Regions from separate parts of the Homo sapiens genome. Here region 2 is linked to region 1. A link is an interaction called in ENCODE POLR2A ChIA-PET data of the cell type or tissue named here. Cell type or tissue: OCI-LY7. All regions are shown on one strand. Links, peaks and the distances in the headings refer to the core of each region. The heading gives the core; the rest is flanking DNA. Region 1 holds the start of ZNF777 (zinc finger protein 777). Region 2 overlaps ZNF398 (zinc finger protein 398).

What was found. Peaks named below come from ENCODE experiments on the same cell type or tissue, not always from the same donor. Only the 100,000 strongest peaks of a DNase experiment are listed, where the experiment ranks them.
Region 2: POLR2A ChIA-PET joins it to region 1 with 6 read pairs; 5 of 35 experiments call an interaction of 5 or more read pairs at or near these places.

What each region holds. Positions count from the first base shown.
Region 1 is chr7:149,459,768-149,465,144 of GRCh38, reverse strand. ZNF777 (zinc finger protein 777) reads left to right here and starts at 4,083. Exons shown (of 6, transcript NM_015694.3): 1 at 4,083-4,330. RefSeq lists silencers at 4,103-4,442, 4,613-4,682, 4,973-5,052, 5,063-5,377. In OCI-LY7, for the core only: CTCF peaks have their summits at 4,247 and 4,449; a DNase peak (open chromatin) is centred at 4,514; H3K4me3 peaks cover 1,146 bases.
Region 2 is chr7:149,178,049-149,183,425 of GRCh38, reverse strand. It overlaps ZNF398 (zinc finger protein 398), which reads right to left. Exons shown (of 6, transcript NM_170686.3): 6 at 384-4,778. The coding sequence ends at 3,625. Among named protein-coding and RNA genes, the nearest start is that of ZNF282, 15 kb to the left of the region's middle. In OCI-LY7, for the core only: no CTCF peak of the experiment used is centred there; no DNase peak of the experiment used is centred there.

The DNA.
Region 1 (5,377 bases), core at 55-5,054:
CTGATGAGGTCTCATCGCACCATCGGGTTGAGAGGAACTGGGATGGAGTGGGAATAGCCCCGCCTGCCCCCTATGTTGCCTTAAGCCCTACTCTGATGAGTTACTTCTTCAGAAATCGACATGAAATACTGTCTGTTTCCATGATTCAGTACATCCACACACTTCAGGAGACACATATCAAAGGCCTCCTCTTCTTCCCTACAGTGGAACATGGAGACTGAAAAGGCTCATGAGCCATGTCCTGGGCTCCCACAAAAGGAGACCAAGACTCTCATGTGGTAGAAAGGGAAGGAATAGCCAACAATCTCCCTCTCTTGAAGTCTTCTTTTTCTGTGTATAGCGGGGAGGGTGTCAGTGGTGGGCCAGTCCTGAGGTGGTACCTCCTGGTCAGCTCTGTGAGTGACTGTCTCAACTCCTTTTGGCCACATGAAGTTAAAATGCGGGGTTCCTCACATCTTTTGTCCTTAGTATTGAGCCTTAGCCTCAATTCCCAGACACAGGCAAAATGATGCTTGACATCCTGTCACATGATGTTTGCAAGCGATAGACCTAAAACTTGAGGGCACAAAATAGTTCAAAGTAACTCACTGGACAGAAAAAGACATACCAGCAAACATTAACCAAAAGAAAGCTGGAGCATTAATATTACTGGACAAAACAGGCTTTAATGCAAAAAGCATTACTAGGATAAATAAGATCACAATGTTATGAAAAAAATGAGGTTCTATGTTTCTAACAACGTGGACTCAAAATACATAATGCAAAAAACGGCAGAATTACAAAGAAAAAAAGGAAAAATCGCAATGGGAGATTTCTACATACTTCTCTCTGTAATTGATAAACAAAAATTAGGATATAGAAAATTTCAAAAGCATATTCAACTAGTCTTATCCAAATAATTAGAGATTTTGTTCTTTTCAAGTATACATGGAATATTTACAAAAATAGATTGCAAAGCAAATCACAACAAATTCCAAATAACCTATTTTACTCAGGCTACTCTTTAAAACCACAATGCAGTAATCAGAAAGAAATAATAAAATAATATACAAAATGTTTTTAAAAAGAAGAACCATTTACTGAAGAAAATACAAAACACTTTTTGCTAACAATTTAATACTGTTTTTGAAACAATTCCTATTGTGATAAATTCATAACAAAAATCTGCAGCTGATTACACAATATTCAGTATTAATGTGCAAATATATAGTTGGTAATCTTGTGAGGGGAAAATAAACCAAGAGTATACACAATTATAGGAGTAAATTCATATTAAGCATGTCATTTTATGAAATGAAATATGTACTACTGAGAAACACAAAGGACTGAACTACTGAAAATGCAACAGCATGACTGAATCTCAAAAACAGTATGCTGACTAAAGGAACCTACATACAGAAGAGTGTATATGTATGATTCCATTTCTATGAAAAGGCAAAAGTAATCTACCATGGCAGAACACAGATGCATGGATTCATCAGAACTCAAAGACTGAAAAAAAACATAAGGAACTTTCTTCAGTAATGAAATGCTTTATATCTTTTTTTTTTTTTTTTTTTTTTGAGACACTTTTTGCTCTCTTGCCCAGTCTGGAGAGCAGTGGCATGATCTCGGCTCACTGCAACCTCCACCTCCCAGGTTCAAGCAATTCTCCTGCCTCAGCCTCCAGAGTAGCTGGGACTACAGGCGCCCGCCACCATGCCCAGCTAGTTTTTGTATTTTTAGTAGAGATGGGGTTTCACCATGTTGGCCAGGCTGGTCTCGAACTCCTGACCTCAGGTGATCCACCTGCCTCGGCCTCCCAAAGTGCTAGGATTACAGGCATGAGCCACCATGCCCGACTGAAATGTTTTATATCTTGATGGCAGGTATGGAGTACTTAAGTCTTTGCATTTGTCAAAGCTAGAAAAGCCATAAACTTGAAATCTGTGCATTACACTGCATATAAATAATACTTTAAATAATTTTAATGTTTGTGCAACACTTACCATGAAACATGTTAAAAGACAGGCTGGGAGAAGATATTTGCCATCTGCCCATCTAACAAGGTATTGTGGAGATTATATACATAAACATAAAATGTATGCTAACAACAGTATAAAAGATGGTAGGGATAACCTGTTGTAAGGTTATCACACCATATGTGAAGTGGCATAATTTATGTAGACTGTTAGAAAATTAAAGATGTATATTGTAAAACTGAGGACAACCATTTAAAATTATATGTAACTAGTAAGAGAATGGTGAAAAATAGAAATTACTAAGAAATAGAATACTAATATAAAAATAGAATTAAAAAAAAAAACCTCAACCTCAAAGCAGGCAGTTGGGGAGAGAGAGAGAGAGAGAGAGAGGTATCACTGAACACCTGGAACACACAGAAAATAACTAGTAAGATGGTAGATTTAAATGCAATCGTATTAGTAATCACATTAAATGTTTGGTGATATGATTAAGATCCAGAATAGATTTTTAATGAAATACCTATAAGCCAATAAGAAAAAGATCTCACAACAGAAACATTGGCAAATGATATGAAGAGGAAATTCACAGAGGAAGAAACCAAATGTCAGTAAACATGAAAAGATGTCCAACTTCATTAATCAGGGAAATACAAATACAAATTAAAATAATGAGCTACCATTTCACAGTCATCATGTCGGCAAACGTTCTGAGTCCATTATCAGTAAGTATGAGCCAGGATGGGGAAAGAGAAAATCACACGATAGTGGGTGTGTAAGTAGGCACCATCCCTTCAGTGAGCAGTTCGGGAAGCCGGGGAAAGATGAAGGTGCTCTTGCCATCCAGAGTCCCATGTCTAGGCGTCTCTAGAGACGCACTTTAGCAGTGCACAATGAGACATGCATGCAGATGTCGCTGGCAGCAGGTTTGTTCTCATTCCTCTAGGGGGAATGGAACGTAAACTGTAGTTTATGTATTCAATGAAATACTATATTGTGGGTAAAATGAATGAACCAGATATTCTTGTTTAAACATGTCTGTATCTCAAAAACAAAATGACCCATGGAAAAAAGCAAGTTGCAACAGGATAGGGACTGGATAATATCATTCACATAAAATGTAAAAATACCAAAACCAGTAGTGTGCATTGTTTACGAATGCACACATGTTAGTTAATGCATAAAGACCTGGGTGAGAACTCTAGCCTCCGGGAAGGGAGGGGACAGGATGCATAGCTCTGGCCTTACCTCTATCTGTAACTTTCCTTTTTTTTGTTTTTTGAGACGGAGTCTTGATCTGTCCCCTAGGCTGGAGTGCAGTGGGGCGATCTCGGCTCACTGCAACCTCTGCCTCCCGGGTTCAAGAGATTCTCCTGCCTCAGCCTCCCAAGTAGCTGGGACTACAGGGCCGCGCCACCACGTCCAGCTAATTTTGGTATTTTTAGTAGAGACAGGGTTTCATCACGTTAGCCAGGTTGGTCTCGATCTCTTGACCTCGTGATCTGCCCACCTCAGCCTCCCAAAGTGCTGGGATTACAGGCATGAGCCACCACGTCTGGCCATAACTTTCCATTATCTGAGCTGCCAGCATACTGAGTCCTGTTGCCTTCCAAGACCAGCTCCACTCCTGGGGTTCCATTAGGTAAACACAATGTCCTCTGCTCCCCCCCGCCGTCTTCCCTCACTTAAGTTAGTTCCAGTTGGGCTTCATCGCTAGTAACCAGGACGCCTGCCTATAGTTTCTTCTTTTTTTTTCCTTTTCAATTCATCCCCAGTTCTCGCCACCTCGTAGGTATTCAATTAATACATGTTTAAGTGGACCTGTCCAGGAAGGGGAGTTCTCAACTCTAAGCTCCTGCATTTCTTTTGGGACTTCTCATGGTTACAAAGAGCATTCATTCATACTGTGACTGAGGGTAAACAAGTCGCTGCCCACTCGGCCTCAGTTTCCTCCTAAATGACCCGTCTGGCCACTTCCAGCCCCAGCAGGGTCTGATTCTAGGAATTCGGTCCTTTCATGTCGAAAACAACACTCGGGCATTTCACAAAAGCACCCAACCCCCTGGCTCCCCTTGGAAGCACAGCCCGCGTCCCTGGAACCCGGGCTGCACTGAGCTGGTCACATGAACTCCGGGCTTTCTCTGGTGTGACGGGTTTCTTAGATCCCTTTGTGAGCGCAGGTTTTGAAAGGGAACGACCCCGGGTTCTGGGTGTGAGAGGCGCAGGGGATCGGCGGGAGGAAGGCTGTCGGAGCCAATCAAGCCGCCTCCAGACCCCAGCACGTCGCCTGGGCTGCGCGCTCCGACTGCGCCTCCGCCCGCGCGCCTCCCGGCCTCGCCCGAGGGTGCCTGGGCAGGCGAGGACCCCAGGTGAGAGGCCGGAGGGTCCTGGAGGGTGGGAGGCCCCGGCGGTTCGGCCCGGGCTCCACGACGGGCTGGCCCGGGCTCAGGGCGTGTCCGTCGCCGCCGGGCGGCTCGCTCGACACTGTTCGCTCCTACCGGCTGTAGATGGAGCTGTCTGGGTTCCGGCAGCCTCCGACGAGCCTCGGAGTGTTTCTCTTTAAACGGCCTGAGAGGGACATGCCTCCCAGGATGCAGTTTGTAGCAACATGGCAGCTGCTGTGCAGCTCCCCTGCTAAAGAGGCGCCGGGACGGCAGCGCAGCTCGCAGCCGGGGCCGGGGCCGGAGCTGGGGTCCCAGCCGCGGCCGCAGAGGGGCGGCGCGCGGGCCGGGGGCCGCCGTTGAGGGCCGGGGCCCAGCTCGCCGCCGGGACGCAGCCGGCCGGGCCGCCCGCACAGCCGCGCGCCCAGCTCCGACGCCGCCGCTCGGGCTCCGCGACCCCGCGCCCGCTCGCCCCGCGCGCCCCGAGCAGGCCGGGGCCCGACGGCCGCGCGCGAGCCCCGGCGGGGAAGACAGGGCTGGGCCGGCGCCGCCTGCGGAGAGCGCCGGGCGGCCGGGCCTGCGTGGGGCCGCGCGCAGTAGCGGCGGCGGCAGTAGCGGCGGCGACTCCGGGGGCCCGGGCCGGACAGCGCAGGGCCATGGCCGAGGCGGCCCCGGCTCCTGTGAGGGCGGCCCGCGCGCGCACGGACGCGCGGCCTCGGGGCCCCGGGGACGGCCTGCGTGTCCCGGGCTCGGCGGCCCGGCCTGGGATCTCGGTAAGGGGCAGAAACGCTACGACGTTGGCGCGGGGGGTGGGGGCGCCCTGGAGGGGGCCCGCGCGTCTTGACCCGGGCGGTGGGGGAGGGCTACGGGCCTCGCCGCCGTCCGTGCGAGGGAGGCTGCTCTCACGCCCGGCCCGGCACACACGCGGCCCCGAGGTGGGGCGCCCGGAGGCGCGCTCGCTCCCTGCGGGGCCCGCGCTGCGTCCGTCGGGGTAGCCGCCGGCACGTTTTCCGCAGAGCTCGGCCCCGCGGAGCC
Region 2 (5,377 bases), core at 297-5,296, 280 kb after region 1:
CTGTAGTCCCAGCTACTCAGGAGGCTGAGGCAGAATGGCGTGAACCCAGGAGGCGGAGTGCAGTGAGCCGAGACCGTGCCACTGCACTCCAGCCTGGGCAACAGAGCAAGACTCCGTCTCAAAAAAAAAAAAAAAAATCAGGCACAAAGAAAGAAAAAAAAAAACATATTTGGTGACATCAGAGGTCCTTGTCCGTAAGAAAATATTTTTGAGAAAGAAAGATGCTTTTGTTCATGGCTACTGAGCTGCCCTCAGGCAGTCACTGAGGATGCTTTTTGTAGTTTAAGAAGCTAAGACATGAGAGGAAGGGCAGGAGTCCTGCCCCTCCTCAGAGAAAATCTGAGCAGAAATTAGGGATTCCCATTCCATTTGGAATGAGGTCCTTTTTTTTTTTTTTTTTTAATATCAACGAGGCTTGTGTGGACTGTTATTACCGAGTAAGTCACAGGGTCTGGTCCTGGTTGAGATAGACATGAACATCACTTCTCAGATATGCTCAAGAGAAGCCCAGCAGAGCCCCACACCTTCCCCGCTAATAGGAAACTTGCACACATTATTAATGAAAAGGGAAGTAGGAGTTTCCAATACTAAATGTTCAGCAGAAAAGGAGCAGGGCCATCTTCTTGCACTTTCTAGACAATCAACCAACTTCCATTTATTTTCACAACTGTGGCTAAACCAGAGGTTCATCCAATGGTGACAATGGAAAACCTAGTAAGCAAAGAGTAAATCTGGTTATAGTCAACACCTGGATCCACTCTAAGGGAATGGTGCTTATGTGTGATAGTGACAGCTTCTTGGTCCAAAAGGCTGACAGATGAAGAGCACGTTTCTGGGGTTTCCCCTTTCCTATCTTGTCTGGTCATGACAAGCAGTTCTCATGTATTTCTTTAACTGAAGTGTTAAATTGCATGGTTTCTCTCAGGAGCACTTGATAGGCCAAGAGTTTCTCCTCCACACTTTCTGTTGGACACCTTATCCTTCCCACTGATCCATTTTACTTACCCACTTTTGAATCTTAAGCAAACACTCTTTGGAACTGGCCTGCAGTTCTAACTGATAGGGGATTGATGAAAGAAAAGAGTAACAGTTGAACTCTCTTTTATTCTTGGGCTGAGGCTTAGTATCGCACCTGCTTCCGTCTCTCTGGGATGGCCTTGCACATCGCCTTTCGTTCCATCTGAGGGCTCTTCCTTCATTCGTATTTGAATTGTGTTCACTTTTTGCCAAAGTTTAGGTCCCTGCTGGCTACACAGTTCCTTTCAGAAGGGACTGCGGGATCTATCTGCAGCCATTTCAATCCACAGGTCTCTTTCACTAATAAGCTGTGTTCTTGGCAAATCTTTGAGTAAAAAAGTATTTAAAGTGTTACCTAGTCCCACATCTCACCTACTTTAGGAGTCCCTCCTCCAGCATACCCTGGCAAATGCTTGAAATCCACTCAGAAAAGGGAACTCAGCACCTAGACAATACTTTGGCTCTTCTCCCTTTTCACTGGGGAAATCAAGGTGCAAACTAGAGCTGAATCTCACATTCAAGTTCCTAGTGGGTTGCCAATGAAGCCAGAACCTTGGCTTTGGGATTCCCAGCACCCCTAAATTTTCCCATGGTATAGGTCCAGATTCTGGCTAGAAAGCTCTTAATCCCAATATGCTAGGGTATTGCCCATCATGTCTTGTTCTGTATTATTGGGCTTTTTCACTGTAAGTTATGACAGCAGACACACATTTCTTGTGTCTCCCATGGTCCCTGGTATTGTGAATGTCATGGAGCAGATGTTTTCTAAGTGTGATTATCCTACAGAGCAACATGTTCAGACATAGCCTTCCCAGAAGCAAAGTTAGCTGGGCTAACACCTTCTTCTAGTGTTGTTATGCATAACTAGAGAGAGTGAAGGATGGGCTAGGTGATGAGCAAAAAAATGGGTCCTTTCCTTATCACTTCATCAAGAAAATATCCTGTCTAAACATTTCCAGACCTTGTTCTAGACCTCAGGAAGAAGCAGAGGAAACAAGAGTATAGGAATAAACCAGTTTCCTGCCCAAGATGTAAGACTTCTGCATTCTGTCTTCTACCTCAGGATTCCAAGTGGGAGTAAAACAACAAATCAAATAAATTTTAGTCAAGTTTCAACAAGAATTTATCTGCTTTGACTTTGCTGTCTTATTTAGCTTTGCCTGGACAGAAGCCAAAGACAGAGACAGAACTTTGGCAGGAAAAGGAATGTATCACAGACTTTTTTTGAATAATTCCTAGAGGCTCACTTTTTTTCCTTTCAACAGCCTCATTGTGCAGATGAAAATTTGAGATCCATAAAGGAAACAGAACTTAGGCCCAGTTGCAAAGCCACTTAGGAGCAGACTCAGATGCTCCCAGGTGATTAAATCACCCCAAGAAAAGAACATGTGGTAGTCAAAGTCCCTAAAAGCAACACAGGCAAGAACAAACTGTTGTCTATGCATGGTGCTTAGCTCTCAGTGATCTAGGAATTTCCTCAATCTGTCCACTGCCAATGGGATACAGCCAGATAGGGTGAACATACACTCTCTCTGATGGCTCAAGGAAGCTGCATTATAACACTGTTATCATCTCACTACTGAGGACCAAGAGTTCACTGGCACTTTCTGAAGCTCCATGCTTCTGGAAAGTGCTGTGATCTTTGTTGCTGATGATTGTCAAGAATATCAGACACCAGGAATGGAGAAGCCAACTTACTGGCTTGGAAAAGATAAGAATTTGATGTGAACGACTCTCAGAACATGGTGTAGGCACAAATTTTAAGCTGTTCTGTCATTGTTAAGCCAGCTATTTCTCTGAGATCTCTAGCTTTTAAAGCTGGGGCTAAGAAAACCGTTTCCAATTTTTTTAACCAGGACCTTGGCAAAGATTTCTGGCAGTTTAAATGGCAATAAGAGCCTGTTTCAAATCAAGCCAGTATAGTTAAGGAATATTCTCCTTAATAATCTTTTAAAGTCAGATTTCTTGTTCAACCAATATTAAACAAAATTTATGTGAATAATTAATCTAAGAAACCTAGGCAGGCAGTCTTGAGTTACCATGTTTCAGGGAAAGACAGCCACAGAGGTGTGTGAACAGATCTTGGCTGGTTTTGAGAGAGGAGGCAGCAACATAAACAGTGGCTTAAGCACTTTCTCCAACAACCATCTTAGCTATCAAAGAACTAATAAAAGGCTTTATAGTTAAACATTCTCATGCCTTATGATGGGCTTCCAGTTTTGGAGGCTCTTCTCATGTATCTGTCTCTACCTAGAGACATAATCTACTATCAACCTGCTGTTCTCTGAGAACAAGAGAACTAGAGGTTAAATCCTGCTTTCCAACCTCTCCGCAATATTCTTGTAACTTCTGCTTTTGTTGTATCTTTGAAAAGATGGACATGCTGGGCTCCTTTCCAGGTCTTTCTGGGTTTCAAAATGTGGTATTCTTGTAAGGGTGTGAAATTCCAAAACACAAGCATGTCTCTAGTCAAGTGTATAGGACCCCAAATTCATTGATGTGCCAGATAATAATTACTGTGGGTGTTGGATGGGGCTCACAGACCTTCTCTTGGATTTTGTGCCCTGCTGTGAGCATATACAAGCATGAAGCCACAGAGATTTGGATTTACAAAACTCCCCCTCCACTCCCTTCCCCATACCACTGGTTGGTCTCTAGACCTTCAGTGTTGACACCCAGGCCAGAAGTTTCAAGCCCAGTTATGAGGGGACCTGGTGGGTTGGGTGGCTGACCTGATGGGTCACTATCACCCCCACAGCCTCCATTGTGGCCTGAACGGAGGTGGTCCTTGAGTGTCTGTTTGTAGCGGAAGCTCCTGCCACAGTAGGAGCAGGGGTAGGGCCGCTCCCCGGTGTGGATGCGCTGGTGTTTCATTAGGTGGTGCTTGCGGATGAAGCTCTTGCCACAGTGAGGACAACTGAAGGGCCGCTCGCCTGTGTGCAGCCGCCGGTGGTTCAGCAGGTGCTCCTTGCGCATGAAGCTCTTACTGCAGTCAGTGCAGGGGTAAGGACGCTCGCCTGTGTGGATCATCTGGTGGCGGATCAGGGCCGAGTGGCCGTTGAAGTCAATGCCACACTGAGGGCAGGAGAAAGGGCGCTCTTGTGCATGACCCCGCTGGTGGAGCAGGAGGCTGATTTTCAAGCTGAAGCTCCTGCCGCACTGGGCACAGCGGAAGGGCCTTTCGCTTGCATGAGCTCTCCGGTGGCTGGTGAGTCGAGCCTGGTCAGCAAAGCGCTTGGGGCAATCAGGACAGGGGAAAGGACGCTCAGTGCTGTTATGGACCCGAAGATGGTAGGTAAGTCTTGATGGGTGAGTAAAAGTCCTGGCACAGTGTGGGCAGGTGGGGGGTGTCTCGCTGGCATGGTCCTGGGAGGTGCTGCTGAGGTCCGCCTGTGGAGTAAAGTGCTTAGGGCACTGGGCACAGGGTAAGGGGTGCTCAGTAGCATGGCTACATTGGTGGGTCAGCAACATGTCTTGGCTGAGATTCTTGCCACAGTGGTGGCATGAGAACACCTGCTCGCCAACTGGAGGTGGGAGGGGATAGCTACCCAACTGAGTAAAAGTCACTTGTCCCTCAGAGGCTTCAGGCAGGTCAGTGGCTGGACGTCCAAAAGGTGTCATGGATGTAGACTGCTGGCTTTTGAAAGCCACATCTGAAAAAGCATCCTTTGCTGCTGCTGGTGGAGAAGAGAAAGGGACTGGAACCTCAGGGCACAACGAGGATCTAGCAAGGCCTTCAGCTTTGATGACAAGCTCTTCATCTGAAAGAAAAGACTCCAGAGTTATACCCATCAATAACTGTCTCACTAGCAACTCTCATGCATTCCTACCCAGCTCTAACAGATCACTCGAAGCTCAGATCAGAAATACAGCAGAAGGCTGCAATAATAACCGAGACATCTGTGGTCTCTGTGGCAAATCATCAGAGAAATGAAATGACACTTTAAATTTATTTTATGACAGGATCACATTCTGTTGCCCACGATGGAGTACAGTGGCGTGACCTCAGCTCACTGCAGCCTCCACTACCTGGGTTCAAGTGATTCTCCTGCCTTAGCCTCCTGAGTAGCTGGGATTACAGGCATGCACTACCGTGCTCAGGTAATTTTTTTTTTTTGAGACGGAGTCTCGCTCTGTCGCCCAGGCTGGAGTGCAGTGGCACAAACTCGGCTCAATGCAAGCTCCGCCTCCCGGGTTCACGCCATTCTCCTGCCTCAGCCTCCCGAGTAGCTGGGACTACAGGCACCCGCCACTACGCCCAACTAATTTTTTTGTCTTTTTAGTAGAGACAGGGTTTCACTGTGTTAGCCAGGATGGTCTCGATCTCCTGACCTCATGGTCCACCCACCTCGGCCTCCCA